3 separate regions of the Homo sapiens genome follow, and regions 1 and 3 are each linked to region 2. A link is a contact called in ENCODE Hi-C or POLR2A ChIA-PET data. All regions are on one chromosome and are shown on one strand. The core of a region is the stretch at or near the end of the contact, and the rest is flanking DNA. Distances in the headings are between cores, read along the strand shown. Region 1 holds the start of LTBP4 (latent transforming growth factor beta binding protein 4). Region 2 holds the start of TTC9B (tetratricopeptide repeat domain 9B). Region 3 overlaps SPTBN4 (spectrin beta, non-erythrocytic 4).

Region 1 (4,770 bases), core at 228-2,727, 380 kb after region 2:
TTTCTCTCAGGGTCTTTGTTTCTCTCCCACTAGAGGCCTGGTCCCCATAAATAGGTGTTGTGGGGGGAGGGTTGGGCAGAGCCGCTACTGAAAGACATTTTCCTGGCATGGAGGCCCTTTGGTGGGGAGGTCAGTTTAACCCGGTGACAGCAGCTTTTCCGTCCTCTCCCACCCAGGCTCCAGGAGGCCAGAGCTCTACTGAAGCGGCGGCGGCCCCGGGGGCCAGGGGGCCGGGGACTACTGAGAAGGAGGCCCCCACAGCGTGCCCCCGCTGGCAAGGCCCCGGGTAAGCACATCCGCCTTTCCTCCGCCTGGGGCGAGGGGGGTTCCGGGCCAGATAAAGCCGTCTGGTTCCCACGGTCCAGCCGCCGCCTACCCGCCCCCCGTTGTAGCTCAGCACCCACCCCCAGGACGAGGCCCCCTCTAGGGACCCCAGCGTCCGGCCGTGCGAGGTGAGCCCGGGACAGGACCAGACACAGGCCAGAGGCACTGACCCGCGGGGGTGGGGCCGGGAAGCCAGGCGTCCGGGCTCCCCGCGGCCGAAGAGGGAGGGCGCTGGCCCGTTAGAAAGCTCCGCCGAACCAGCCCAGACAACAAAAGCGATTGTGCGGGTTGGCGCCTGCCTGGGCACCAAATGCTCAAGATTGTGGGGCGGCTGGGGGCCAAAGGCCTCCTCCTGTTTCCCGAATCTTCCCCCTGCCCTCCTCCCGCTCCAGCTCTTGACCCCTAGTCTAGAACACCCCTCATCTCAAACACCCTCAAAACCCTCCTCTTGCTGTAGCCTTCAGCCCAGATGTGACCCCTCCCCCTAAAGTCTTCCAGATGTGAGCCTCGGGCCAGATGTTAGTACCCCCGCCCACAGCCTCCCTTTATCCATTGTGACTTCTCCCGCCAGGTGTGGCGTTCTGGCCAGATGTGGCTACATCTTCACATGTATCCCCCCCACCTCCAGCCTCCTGCCCAGGATCTAGACGCCCAATTCCTTTATGTGCCCAGGTGTAGCGACCCTTCTCCCATCCCTCAGATGTCCCACCTGGCTGTCCAGATGTACCATGATAGCCCCCTATCAAGATGAAGCCCCTTTCTCTGTGCCCCGGGCAGAAGAGGATCAACTCTTAGCTGTCTCCCCAAATGTGGCCCCCACTACTCTTAATGGATTTCCTCTTTATGGATTCAGCTCTGTCTGGGGGGAAACCCGCCCGCCCCCACCTGTTCCCTTCCCCGCCGCTCCCCTACAGGCCCGGTCCACTTGTTGGTGCGCGGATGGGGACAGAGGGGGCGCCCCGCTCACCCCTGCGAGTCTAGCGCCCAGCCTGCGAGCCTCTGGCTAAGCGCCCAGCCCCACGCGCCCCCGCGCGGCCGCCGGGGAGGGAGTGGTGAGGAGGGGGGGCCTGAGCGGGGGCGCGGGCGACCTCCCCCGCGGGCGGGCGGGCGGGTGCGGCCGGGCCCCTCGGGCGGGCTGGGGCGGCGGCGCGGCGGAGCGCGGCGCTGCAGCCATGGCGGGCGGCGTGCGGCTGCTCTGGGTGTCGCTATTGGTGCTGCTGGCGCAGCTAGGGCCGCAGCCTGGACTGGGCCGGCTCGGAGAGCGTCTCCGCGTGCGCTTCACCCCGGTCGTGTGCGGCCTGCGCTGCGTCCATGGGCCGACCGGCTCCCGCTGTACCCCGACCTGCGCGCCCCGCAACGCCACCAGCGTGGACAGCGGCGCTCCCGGCGGGGCGGCCCCGGGGGGACCCGGCTTCCGCGCCTGTGAGTGCGGGGTGGTGGTCCCGAGAGAGCGGCTCCGGGGGGGAGGAGGATCCCTGGGGATGGAGGAGACAGTCCTCCAGGGAGAGGGAGCCCAGATTCCATATGCAATAGTGCAAGGGAATATCAGGGGCTATTTGAGGAAGGGGGCCCCAAATTCCTGGCTTTTGGGGTTGGGTCCTGAGGGTTCCGATTTTGCAAGCAATGAGGGTTCTTAGAGGCCTGTGATGTCCCACGTGAGGGAATTGGCGCCAGCTTTCATGCTTTGCGTCAAAATGGGGATCTCAGAATTGAGGGGCCTGAGAACTTTTGGGAGGGGGGCTCGAATTCTGAGACGCTGAGTAAGGAGTCCCCGGGGACCAAGCAAGAGTCTCAGGACCGCATGGGGGACGTCTCAGTTTCTGTGTGTTTGGGTGGGAAGGTTCTGTATGGGAATGCCTGTGAGGTGGGGTACTAGAGAGAAGAAAGTTAATCCGAAGAACTAAGAGGGAGAGGGGACAGAGACGGGGGTTGTGTGTGTGTGTGTGTGTGTGTGTGTGTGTGTGTGTGGCGGCGGGGGTGGGGTGGGGGTGTCTCCGCAGGACCTGAGTTGCAGGGGTCCCACGTGCGACAGAAATCCAGATAAGAGGGCTTACGGAAGGGGCGCCCCCTGGGGGCGGAGGGGACAGGAGGTGTATGCACCAGGCACTCCTAGAGATGGGGAGCCTTGGGGGTTCAGGTGAGGTGGGGGAGGGCGCACCACCTGTTGTTCCAGGATGCAAAAGTGGGCAGACTCTCTGGGATCGGGCCTTCCTGCCCCCTACCCCGCAGACCCTATGGAGTGGGGAGTGGGGGCCCCTGGAGCGGAGAACTCGCCCAGCCTGGCCCCCAGCCAGCCCAGCCCGGCCGGCGTGAGCTCATCTCCCGCCTGAGCCCCCGCCCGCTGCCACTCCCTCTCTCCTCCCCTTCCTCCCTCTTTCTTTCACTCTTTCCCGGCCCAGCCCCAACGTGCCTGTGCCAGGCGCCATGCCCAGGCGGGTGCCAAGCCCTTGGGGGTGCAAGGAGTGGCATGTGAAGTGGGGGCTGACCTCAAAGGGACCCCTATGTCCTCAACTCCCCGCTTGGCCAGGGCTGTGGGGCATGACGTTGGCTGTGGCCATCTAGTGGCCCACCCTGGGTGTAGGCACCCCCAGGGAGCTGGCCTGCGGGCCTGCATTCAGGCCAAGAGAAGGCAGAGAAATGCCTCTGGAGCCTGGGAAATACCCTCAGACCTGGCTGGTTTCCCACCCCCTCCATCAGAGACCCTTACCATTCTGCAATTTTGATTCCTAGTTAAGCCTCTCCTAGGCCCCACTACTCAATTAAAAGCCCCCATTAGACCACCCTGGAGTCATGGCCCCACACTCCTACCTAAGGGAGCTGAGTTTTTGCTCCAGGCCCTAGACCCGCTCTCCAACCATGGCAACAGACTTTAGAGACCACTCCTCCAGTGAAATTCCCTCTCATTCTTCCCTCCCACCTCCCAAACTGTGCCTTTCCCCAGATAACTCTGTAGTATTGTCCAGAAGTCCTGTTCTTCTAGCTCACCCCCTTCCCCAGGAACTTCTGATCCCATTTATCTTCAGAGAACCCCAGGGTTGGTCTTGATAAGTGGGTTCTCGCAAGAGGACTCCAGACATTGTGCTCCTTACAGGCAGCCATTAATAAAAAGCCTTTGGCACTTAATCCTTAGCTGGGAGGGGAGGGGATTCCACAGAGGGACTCGGCCAATTGAGCCTCTTAAGTGCTGATGACTTCCAGGAATTCCACTTCACTATCTAAACCCTGTTTTCAGCACCGTCAAACTGGTTGTCTCCTAGGCGGCACTAGAGTCCTGTTTTCTAGGTAACTGTCCACAAAAGGACTCCTGCTGAAAGGACGCCTCAGTTTCCTCTGAGCTAGGTTCCTCCATCCCAGAAACCTCCAGCCGTCTTTGAACTCGAGAGGACTGCCCTTTAGTCGATCTCCTCCCAGGACTCCAGTCCCTTTATCCTTCTAAACGGAGGTGGCTCTCTGCGTCCTTTCCTCTCTACAGTTGTGGCTCAGAATCCCACACGCGCCTCCCCCGGCCGCCTGCCTCCTCCCTCCCCTCCGCACAGCTGTCTCCAGCTGTTCTCTGCAGCCCCGGGAGAGAGAGGGAGGGGGTGCCCTCGCAGGACAGCCCGGCCTCCTTTGGCTCAAAGGTCCCGGGGCTCCCCAAGGGTCCGGAATGTGGAGCCTCCGCCCTGCCCCCGCCGCACCTCTCTCTTTGTTTACCCCGCCGCACAGCTGGCAGTGCCCCGCCCAGAGGTGGCCTGGGGCCCAGCGAGGGCGCGCAGAGGGGAGTGGAGGCGCGTTCCCGCTCGTGGCTCCGCCCCGGTGCTACTGGAGGCTGTAAGGCCGAGCTAGAACTCTAAAGCCCCAGCCAGAAAGAAGTTGGGCGGAGACACAGCGCGGTGGGCGGAACTAGGGCACCCGGACAGCCTGGAGGTGGGGTGGGAGGGGCGTGAACAAGTGAGCCGGGCGAATCAGAGTGCGGAAAGGAAGGTGGGAGGGGCTAGAGGCAGCAGGTTAAGCTCCTGGATAGGCGGGGTTTAGAATCCCGCGGGTAGAAGGTAATGTGAGAGGGGCTACAAAGGGGGCACAGCCAGGGGGCGGAGGTAGGACTTCGTGGACCAAGCAGAGGGAGTGTGGGCGGGCATAGAATGCGAAGGAGACAGAGTTGGGCGGGGAGTTATGCCAGGGAGTGGTTAAAATGTGGTTTGAGTCAATGGAAGGGATCAGCATTGGGTCGGAGGGGCTGGAACAGCAAAGGGTTCCGTCGGACTACGGAATGGGCGGGGTCAGCGCCGTCTGGGCTGGTCTGGAACTCCGTGGACTCAGCCAGAAATTGGGATCCGAGAGGTTGACATGAAAGTGAATAAACAGCCTGAGGGCTGGCTGGGCTCACGCCTGTAATCCCAGCACTTTGGGAGACTGAGGCAGAAGGATTGCCTGAGCCCAGGAGTTCAAGACCAGCCTGGCCAACAT
Region 2 (5,094 bases), core at 463-2,962:
TTGTGTCTGCCCTCCTGCACTCATGTGTGTAAGTGCACACATGCACGCACACACACACACACCCCAATTTCCTGGCATCGTCCACCCGAGTGGATGAGTGGATGGTGCAGGAAGTGAATGAATAGGTGTGCGTGAATGGGTGAGTGGAGGAATGAGTGTGTGCGGTAGGCAGGGGTGGGACGGGGTAATGGAGATGACAGTGGGTGGATAGGGAAGTGACTGAGCAGGTGAATAGGAGATATCAGATGTGGCAATGACGGTAGATGAGAAATGGCCGGGGAGATGTCAGAGGAGCGATAGGTGGACGGATGTTTGAATGGCGGGTGAAGGGCGGGGTGGATGAATGGATGAGTGGGCGTGTAGGGAGTAGGTGGGTGGCGCAGCCCTACCTAGAAGCAGCTCCGCGGGAGGAGGGCTCTGCTATTCTGCCCTGATCTTCCTGCCTGTTCCCTCCGCTGCAGCCCCTTTCCCCGCCCTGGGCCCAGCCCTCACCTCTGCCCCGCCCCGCCACTCACCTGTGGGTTCCCGGCTGCGGGCCTCCTGCAGGTAGCGCAGCGCGCGTGCGTAGTCGCCCAGGTGGTAGAAGGCAATGCCGGCACGGTAGGTGGCCTTGAAGTTGCCCTGCTGCTTCTCCAGTACCTTGAGACAGTACTCGCGCACGCGCTCGTAGTTTACCAGCTCCGACTGCAGCAGGCAAGCTGCGAGGGCCCCGCGGCCGGCACTCTCAGAGCCTGCTGGCACCCCCAGAACCCACCTGACTGCGAGGAGCCGAGGCTCCAGGCGGCAGGGAACCAGGCCTAAGGGATTGCTCCGGCAACCAGGGGCGCCAATCCGCTCGCCTATCGAAACAGGCGCAACTGCGCCGCTGCTAGGGGGCGCCAAAACACGGACAGGCGCCACTGGGCGATCCACCCAGAGCTGTCGGTGGGCAAGAGCACTAAGGCCCCGCGCGGGGGCGAGGGCCGGGACCTCGAGAGCCTGGCTCAGGGCAGACTTCCTCACCTTGGGTCCACGTGCGGCCAGGGGGTGGAAAGAATGACTCAGGGGAAGCGAGGCCCTGAATACCCGACCCAAAGACCATTTCCTGCATCCCAGCTCCCTCCAGCCACAGACCCCTGTCATCCCCTACCCCTAATCCCTTTCCTTGATCAAGCTCTGAAGGCTCCCCCAGAAGCCCACAGCCCTGGACCCTTCAGCCCCAGGGCCCCTGGCCCCCAAGTCGCCAAGCTCTCCCGATTGCCCCCTCCCCTCGTGCCCCATCCCCCCACCCCCCGACGGCGTACCCGTGAGGGAGTCGTAACACTCCACCTCCGTGCTCTCCACCAGGCGCCGCTGCTCCTCGCTGAGGCGCGCCGGCCCGGGGCTGCTGGTGGGCCCGGGGGCGGGGGCGGGCAGGCCGCTAGGGCGGGCCCCCTGCGCCGCCTTCAGCTGCAGCAGCGCTCGGTGGTACTTGCCGATGGCCTCCCGGAACTTCTTCTCTCGATAGCAGCGCTGGCCCTCTGCCTTGAACGCCACGGCGGCACGCAGGCTGCTGTCGAGCGCCGCGCCCAGGCTCCCCGACGGCTCTGGGGTAGGACCGGGACGAGCCGAGCCATGGCGGGAGCCCGAGCCTGGGCCCGAGCCCGGTGGGGAGAGGGCGGGAGGCGGGCGCGGCGGAGGCTCCGGGGCAGCGCTGAGCATCAGCACCGGGGACAGCGCGCCGCGCTGCATTGTGGGAAACTCCTGCCGCCGCCGCTGCAGCTACCGCATCGCCCCCCGCGGGGCTGGTCCCCACCCTTTCTCCGCCCCCTCACCTCCGGCAGCCGACTCCGGCTGCCCCCTATGGGTCTAGGGAAACCCCTCGAGACTTCCCCCATGCTCACTCTCAAATTAACCAAGTCCTAGTTCTCCAGCCCGCCCCCCGAATTGTTCCCATTCCCCTTACCCTCCCCAACCTCCTGCCTGCTCTCCTCCCCGGTGCCCAAAGCTCCCGAAGATTTCTAGAAGGAAAGGACGAGCCTGGGGGAAAGAGCAGGAAGACATCAGCCTCACGGAAAGCTGGCTCTCAGCCCACTGGCCATTTGGCATATCGAATGAGAACACAGGATTTGGACCCAAGCTTCCCAAATTCAAATCCCTGCTTACTTTCTCACTAGTGGTATGACTTAGACAGCTCGCTTAAACTACCTGGAACTCTGTATCCTCATCAGTAACATGGCACAATAATATCACCTTTAGGGCCAGTCGAGGTGGCTCACGCCTGTAATCCCAGCACTTTGGGAGGTCGAGGTGGATGGATCGCTTGAGGTCAGAAGTTTGAGACCAGCCTGGCCAATATGGCAAAACTCCGTCTCTACTAATATACAATATATACAAAATTTTTGTATATATACACAAAAATTAGCCTGGTGTGGTGGCGTGCACCTGTAGTCCCAGCTACTCGGGAGACTGAGGCAGGAGAATCACTTGAACCTGGGAGGCAGAGGTTGCAGTGAGCCGAGATTGTGCCACTGCACTCCAGCCTGGGTGACAGAGGGAGATGCCGTCTCAAAAAAGGAAAGGAAAGGAAAGGAAAGGAAAGGAAAGGAAAGGAAAGGAAAGGAAAGGAAAGGAAAGGAAAGGGGAAAGGGGAAAGAGGAAAGAGAAAAAAGGAAAGGAAAGGAATTAAAAATAATACCACCTTTGGGATTCATCTGTTAATTTATGAAACAAATATTCACTGACATCCTTTCTGTGCCCAGCTCTGTGCTGGATGATGCTGGGACATAGCAGACACTGCGTGAGCTTCAGACCCTACTCTCACTGGGCCCCAGTTCAGTGGGAAGACAGACCAGTGACCAGACAGTGACAGCCCTGAGCAGGCTAGCCTGGGAAGCACAGGCAGAGGGGTCGGGGCCGAGGTGGAAGAGGCACAGGCAGAGGGGTCGGGGCTGGGATGTGGGAGGTACCTGCCCTGGGCTGAGGTGGTGATAAAGTCTTCCTGGAGGAGGGAATAACTCTAAAAACAAGAGAGATCTCCTTCTTGCCCTCATCCAGCTCGGCTGTCTATGGGGGAAAACAAGTGAGAGGGCAAACAAGTCCCCAGGAAAGGAAGCATGCAGGAGGCTTTCAAGAAAAAAATCGAGGATGAATGAGTCAACTGCCCTTCAGTCCTCCTTTGCCGCCTCCTTAGCTGTGGGACCTGGGCCAAGTTCCTCGATCCTCCTCCTTCGGCTTCGTCTGTGCGACATGAGGATAGAAGGCAAGTTAACCTCAGAGCGGTTGCAGAGACTGAATTATCTTATGCAGGTAAGGCACTTAGCACAGGGCTTCATACATTAATGGGCAATTAACAACTGGTGTTTCTTATCGTCCATTAGACTCTGAGTCATGTGATCATGAGTGCCTGGCTCTGAGTCAGCATCCATATATAGTTGTTGAATGAATGAGTGTGTGAGTGAATGGCATTATGCATTACTACTCCTCCCCCTCCTCTGAGACTCTAGCTTGGGTCTCAGCCCCAGGCCTCCCCACTCTCCCCAACTCCACCCCCACAGCACATCCTCTAGCTGGAGGTCCCATGGCAGGTCACATGTGACAGACAGAAACCAGAACTCAGCACCTTCCATCTCAACCAGAGCATCTGCCTCTATCTCTTATTGTACTTTGCTGTAAAACGCTTTTGCTGAGTGAGTTTCTCCCTTATCCCTGGGGTCCAGCCTTGAACACCTCAGGGGTGCAAACATTTTCCTCTCTGCATCTCCAAACCCAGGCTCAGTTAGGAGTGTAAAACTCATGAATTTGAGTTCTTGAGCAGTGCACACACCTTTCCCTACCTCCGGTGTGTCTGTTTTGTAATGAAAAACACAGAGATCTGGCTGGGCGCAGTGACTCACACCTGTAATCCCAGGACTTTGGAAGGCCGGGGCAAGTGGATCACCTGAATTCAGGAGTTCGAGACCAGCCTGGGCAACATGGCAAAACCTTGTCTCTACCAAAAATACAAAAAATTAGCCAGGGGTGGTGGCGTGCACCACTTGGAAGGCTGAGGCGGGAGGATTGCTTGAACCCAAGAGGTGGAAGTTGCAGTGAGCTGAGATCACACCACTGCACTCCAACCTGAATGATGACAGAGTGAGACCCTGTCTCAAAAAAAAAAATAAAAAAAAAAGGAGATCCGTTGATTCATAACCATGTTTTCTGACGAAGTAAATGCCTAGGTACCCAGGCACAGTAGCACAGGACAACTGTACCTAAAATCACAGTCCTGCTGGGATGCAATGCTAACACTTTTACAACACCTCCTAGGTGTCAGACATTGTCATAAAGAGCTTTCCCTTTTATTTATTTTTTATTATTTATTTTGAGATGGAGTCTTGCACTGTCGCCGGGGCTGGAGTGCAATGACGTGACCTCGGCTCACGGCAACATCCACCTTCCGGGTTCAAGCGATTTTCTTGCATCAGCCTCCTGAGTAGCTCGGATTATAGAAGCCCGCCACCACACCCAGCTAATTTGTTGCATTTTTAGTAGAGACGGGGTTTCACTATGTTGACCAGGCCGGTCCCAAACTCCTGACCTCGTGATCCGCCCGCCTCGGTCTCCCAGAGTGCTGGGATTATAGACTTGAGCCATCGCACCTGGCTGCTTTACGTATATTTTAACTCACATCCTCACCACAGTGTCAGGAGGTTGGTACCATAATTATCCCCACTGACACCTGGGCACTTCCCAGGTTAAGTATATCAGACCCCATTGATAAAACTCTTACTATCCAGGACTTACTACTACAAACTGATGACCTTCGCAGAGCATCTTCCAGGCTTGGGAGAACCTATCTTCATAGCCCAGTATATGTGATGTGTTGGGCTTGTACAACCATTAAGAAATATTGAATTAGGCCGGGTACGGTGGCTCAAGCCTGTAATCCCAGCACTTTGGGAGGCCGAGGCGGGAGGATCACCTGAGGTTAGGAGTTCGAGACCAGCCTGGCCAACATGGTGAAACATGTCTCTACTAAAAATACAAAAATTAGCCGGGCGTGGTGGCAGGAGCCTGTAATCCCAGCTATTTGGGAAGCTGAGGCAAGAGAATCATTTGAACCCGGGAGGCGGAGTTTGCAGTGAGCCGAGACCG
Region 3 (4,420 bases), core at 1,196-3,695, 310 kb after region 2:
CTCAGCTCACTGAAACCTCAGCCTCCCGGGTTCAAACGATTCTCCTGCCTCAGCCTCCCAAGTAGCTGGGACTACAGGCGCGAGCCACCATGACCAGCTAATTTTTGTATTTTTAGTAGAGATGGGGTTTCACCATGTTGGCCAGGATGGTTTTGATCTCTTGACCTCATGATCCGCCTGCCTCGGCCTCCCAAAGTGTTGGGATTACAGACATGAGCCACTGCACCAGGCCCAGTCCCTAATCTTTTTGGCACCAAGGACTGGTTTTCTGGAAGACAATTTTTTCCACAAACCGGTGGGAAAAGGAGGAATGTTTTCAGGATGATTCAAGCGAATTACATTTATTGTGTGCTTTATTTCTATTGTTATTACATTATAACATATAATGAAATAATTATAAAACTCACTATAATGTAGAATCAGTGGGAGTCCTGAGCTTGTTTTCCTGCAACTAGACGTTCCCATCTAGTGACATCTAGGGGTGATGGGAGGCAGCGACAGATCATCGGGCATTAGATTCTCATAAGGAGTGTGCAACCTGGATCCCCCACATGCGCAGTTCACAATAGGGTTTGTGTTCCTATGAGAATGTAAAGCTGCTGCTGATCTGACAGGAGGCAGAGCTCAGGCAGTAATGCTCACTCGCCCCCCCTCCACCTCCTGCTATGCGGCCCAGTTTTTAACAGGCGATGGACTAGTACCCCTCTGTGGCCCAGGGCTTGGGAAATCCTGATCTAGGGAGTGGAGGAGAAAGGACAGAGAGCCCCTGAATCATAAGATTACTAAATATGGAGCTGAAGTGGCCTTGAGAGACCCTTTCTGACCCACCCATTTAAAAAATAGAGACAGGATCTTGCTATGCTGCCCAGGCTGGTCTCCAGCTCCTGGGCTCAAACAGTCCCCCTGCTTTGGCCTCCCAAAGTGCTGGGATTGCAGGTGTGAGCCACCATGCCCGGCCCTGACCCACTCATTTTACTAGTTAGAAAACTAACCCCAGAGGGAAAAGAACTTCCTTGAGTTCACACAGTACCCAGTTTAGTTGTCTTCTTTTTTTGAGACAGGACCTCACTCTGTCACCCGGGCCAGAGTACAGTGGCACGATCATGACTCACTGCAGCCTTGATCTATGGGGCTCAAGCAATCCTCCCACGTCAGCCCTCCAAGTAGCTGGGACTACAGGCACGTGCCACCATGCCTGGTTAATTTTTTGTATTTTTAGTAGAGATGGGATTTCACCATGTTGCCCAGGCTGGTCTTGAACTCCTGGGGTCAAGTGATCCTCCCGCCTCTGCCTCCCAAAGTGCTGGGATTATAGGCATGAGCCACCGTGCCCAGCCTTCAGTCTTCATAGTAACCAATTTTTTTTTTTTTTTTTTTTGAGATGGGGTCTTGCTCTGTCACCCAGGCTGGAGTGCAGTGGCGTGATCTTGGCTCACTGCACCTCCTCCGCCTTCTGGGTTCAAGCGATTCTCCTGCCTCAGCCTCCTGAGTAGCTGGGATAACAGGTGTGTGCCACTACACCCGGCTAATATTTGTATTTGTAGTAGAGATGAGGTTCACCATGTTGGCCAGGCTGGTCTCGAACTCCTGACCTCAGGTGATCCACCCACCTCGGCCTCCCAAAGTGCTGGGATTACAGGCATGAGCCACCATGTCCGGCCTAATATTAACCAAATATTTACTGAGTGCCTCCTCTGTGCTGGGCGCTATTTTGGGGCTGAGCACACCTCAGGCAACAAAATACAAAATCCTGCCCTCATGTGGTTGACATTCTAGTATGTAGGGGAGGAGAGAGTAAACAAGTCAATGCATCGCTAATATTGCCAGGTACATGCTATGAGAAATAATACAGGAGGGTTGGCTGGGTGTGGTGGCTCACGCCTGTAATCCCAGCACTTCGGGAGTCCAAGGCAGGTGGATTACCTGCGGTCAGGAGTTTGAGACCAGCCTGGCCAACATGGTGAAACCCCGTCTCTACCAAAAATACAAAAAAATTAGCCGGGCATGGTGGTATGCACCTGTAATCCCAGATACTTGGGAGGCTGAGGCGGGAGAATCACTTGAACCCAGGAGGTGGAGGTTGCAGTGAGCCGGGATTGCACCACTGCATCCAGCCTGGGCAACAGAGTGAGACTCCATCTGCTCCCTCCCTGCCAAAAAGAAATAATACAGGAGGGTAGTGGGATAGGGCTGGGGTGGGAGTTGATAAATTTGGCAGGTTGGTCAGAGACCTGAAGAAAGTGAAGGAGCCAGCCATGGGGGTATCTGGAGGGACAGACTCCCAGGCAGAAGCACCAGCATGGGCAACAGCCCCGAGGTGGGACCACAACTGGAATGTTCTATGCTTGCAAGGTTGCGGGGAGTGGTGGCAAGCCAGGCTGGCAGCCTCTCCCAGGTCCTGGAATGGAATGAGGCTGACCTTTGCACCACGCTCCCTCCTCCCCAGGAGATGGCGCTGTCTGGTGCGGAGCTCCCGGGCACAGTGGAATCGGTGGAGGAGGCCTTGAAACAGCACCGTGACTTTCTCACCACCATGGAGCTGAGCCAGCAAAAGATGCAGGTGGCCGTGCAGGCTGCAGAGGGCCTGCTGAGGCAGGGCAACATCTACGGGGAGCAGGCTCAGGAGGCTGTGACCCGGCTGCTGGAGAAGTAGGTCCCCTAGACCCATCCACCCCAGGGAGGGGGCAGAAGATGGGGCCCAGCATAGGGGAGTGGTGTGGGAGGCCAGGGTCCCACTCCTTTCATCACGATTTCTGCTTCTCTGGGGCTCTTTCCTATTTCTATTTAATTCCATGTTGTCTTAGATTTGATTTAAGTGGATTTTTTTTTTTGAGACGGGGTCTCACTGTGTTGCCCAGGCTGGAGTGCAGTAGCACGATCTCGGCTCACTGCAACCCTCACCTCCCAGGTTCAAGTGATTCTCCTGCCTCAGCCTCCCGAGTAGCTGGGGCTACAGGCATGAGCCACCACGCTGGCTAATTTTTGTATTTTTAGTAGAGACACGGTTTCACCATGTTGGCCAGACTGGTCTTGAACTCTTGACCACCCACCTTGGCCTCCCAAAGTGCTGTGATTAGCGGCATGAGCCACTGCACCTGGCCTTAAGTGGATATATTGTGAAAAGGTAACCTGAGGCTGTCAACCCAAAAGATACAGAAGGATATACAATGAAAGGTTTCTTTCTTAAGTCTGCCCTGAGCATGGGATAGCTGGTCCTGTTGTTAAAATGTTAGGCTGGGTGCAGTGACTCATGCCTGTAATCCCAGCACTTCGGTAGGCTGAGACGGGAGGATTGCTTGTGCTGAAGAGTTCCAGACCAGCCTGGGCAACATAGTGAGACCCCTTCTCTAAAATTAAAAAAAAAAAAAAAGCTGGGCGTGGTGATGCGTGCCTGTAGTCCCAGCTACTCTTGAGGCTGAGATGGGAGGACTGTTTGAGTCCGGGAGATTGAGGCAGCAATGAACTGTGATCATATCACTGCAGTCCAGCCTGGATGACACAGCAACATTCTGTCCCCCCTCCAAAAAAAAAATGTGTTAACTTACTTCCCTAGATGCCTCATTATCCATCCTGCTCTTCTGCACCCTCCTTGGGAACCCCCAGACCTCCCCAGATCCAGCAGCTAGAGGCCAGGCACAGGTGTGTTCCAGCTTTCCAGATGGGACAGTGTCCCCTGCCAGGCTGGTTGTCAAATATTTTGCATAAGCACCTCTTCCTGGCCCCAGCCACTCTAGGAAGCATGCAAAGTGAGTGTCTGCATGTCTCTGTGTCTCTCTCATCTCTTGAACCTCATTGTTCTCTGCTTCTGTCGCCATCTGTCTCTTGCCACCACTCTCTTGTCTGTCCTTGCACTAATCAAGCGAAGATATTTATTGAGCATCTACTGTGTGCCAGGCACTATTGTAGGTAGGCACTGAACAAAACAACACCACCACCTCCAGCCATCATGGGAAGTCCTTTCTCATCTTCCAGACCCAGTTCTGTCTGTCATTAGAGCTGTTTCTGCTCCTCCTGGTGACCCTAAATTTCTCCTCTCAGGCTCTCTGGCTCTCTCCGGCATGATCCAGGCCAGAAGGGGACCCAGTACCCCTCCTTCTGTCTTCCCATCTCCTGACAGAAAGCATCCCTGGTCACTTCACTGTGCCACCCCCAGCCCCAGGACCGCTACCCCTTTTCTGTTTACGGCTCAGACATCCTTTCCCTAGATTTATCTGGGGCAAGGCAGCATGCTTCTAAAGGAAACTTTTATGGGAATTCTGTTCTTGAGGATGCAAACTCATCATTTAGTGCCCCCTTTTCCATCCAGGCCTGGATCCTTCCTTTGTTCCACTTTTTTTTTTTTTTTTTTTGAGACAGGGATCTTACTCTGTTGCCCAGGCTGGAGTGCAGTGGTGCAATCATAGCTCACTGCAGCCTGGAA

What was found. A loop is a pair of places that touch in the nucleus more often than their neighbours do. ChIA-PET counts read pairs that join two places held with the same protein, here RNA polymerase II (POLR2A). Pooled maps may share reads with other maps.
Region 1: a loop to region 2 is called in a map of mammary epithelial cell, with 2.2 times the contacts of the local background. The contact joins the promoter of LTBP4 here to the promoter of TTC9B in region 2. A Hi-C loop is called at or near these places in 2 of 168 maps with a recorded cell type or tissue (HCT116 and mammary epithelial cell) and 7 of 50 pooled maps.
Region 3: a loop to region 2 is called in a map with no recorded cell type, with 2.3 times the contacts of the local background. The contact joins the enhancer-like site here to the promoter of TTC9B in region 2. A Hi-C loop is called at or near these places in 1 of 168 maps with a recorded cell type or tissue (right lobe of liver), 1 of 37 single-sample maps with no recorded cell type and 3 of 50 pooled maps. POLR2A ChIA-PET finds 5 or more read pairs at or near these places in 2 of 52 experiments (BJ and naive thymus-derived CD8-positive, alpha-beta T cell).

Annotation. Positions count from the first base shown.
Region 1 is chr19:40,599,892-40,604,661 of GRCh38, forward strand. It overlaps LTBP4 (latent transforming growth factor beta binding protein 4), which reads left to right and starts at 1,478. Exons shown (of 30, transcript NM_001042545.2): 1 at 1,478-1,746. The coding sequence starts at 1,497. RefSeq lists silencers at 1,412-1,561, 3,755-3,904, 4,075-4,134 and an enhancer at 2,743-3,266.
Region 2 is chr19:40,216,672-40,221,765 of GRCh38, forward strand. It overlaps TTC9B (tetratricopeptide repeat domain 9B), which reads right to left and starts at 1,713. Exons shown (of 3, transcript NM_152479.6): 1 at 1,284-1,713; 2 at 516-698. The coding sequence starts at 1,710. RefSeq lists enhancers at 581-1,171, 2,750-3,949.
Region 3 is chr19:40,520,991-40,525,410 of GRCh38, forward strand. SPTBN4 (spectrin beta, non-erythrocytic 4) reads left to right here. Exons shown (of 36, transcript NM_020971.3): 17 at 2,447-2,649. Among named protein-coding and RNA genes, the nearest start is that of SHKBP1, 54 kb to the right of the region's middle. RefSeq lists a silencer at 2,334-2,629. Within about 2 kb of position 2,446, at least 2 of the 41 ENCODE cell types and tissues checked have a DNase peak (open chromatin) inside an H3K27ac peak, as active enhancers do.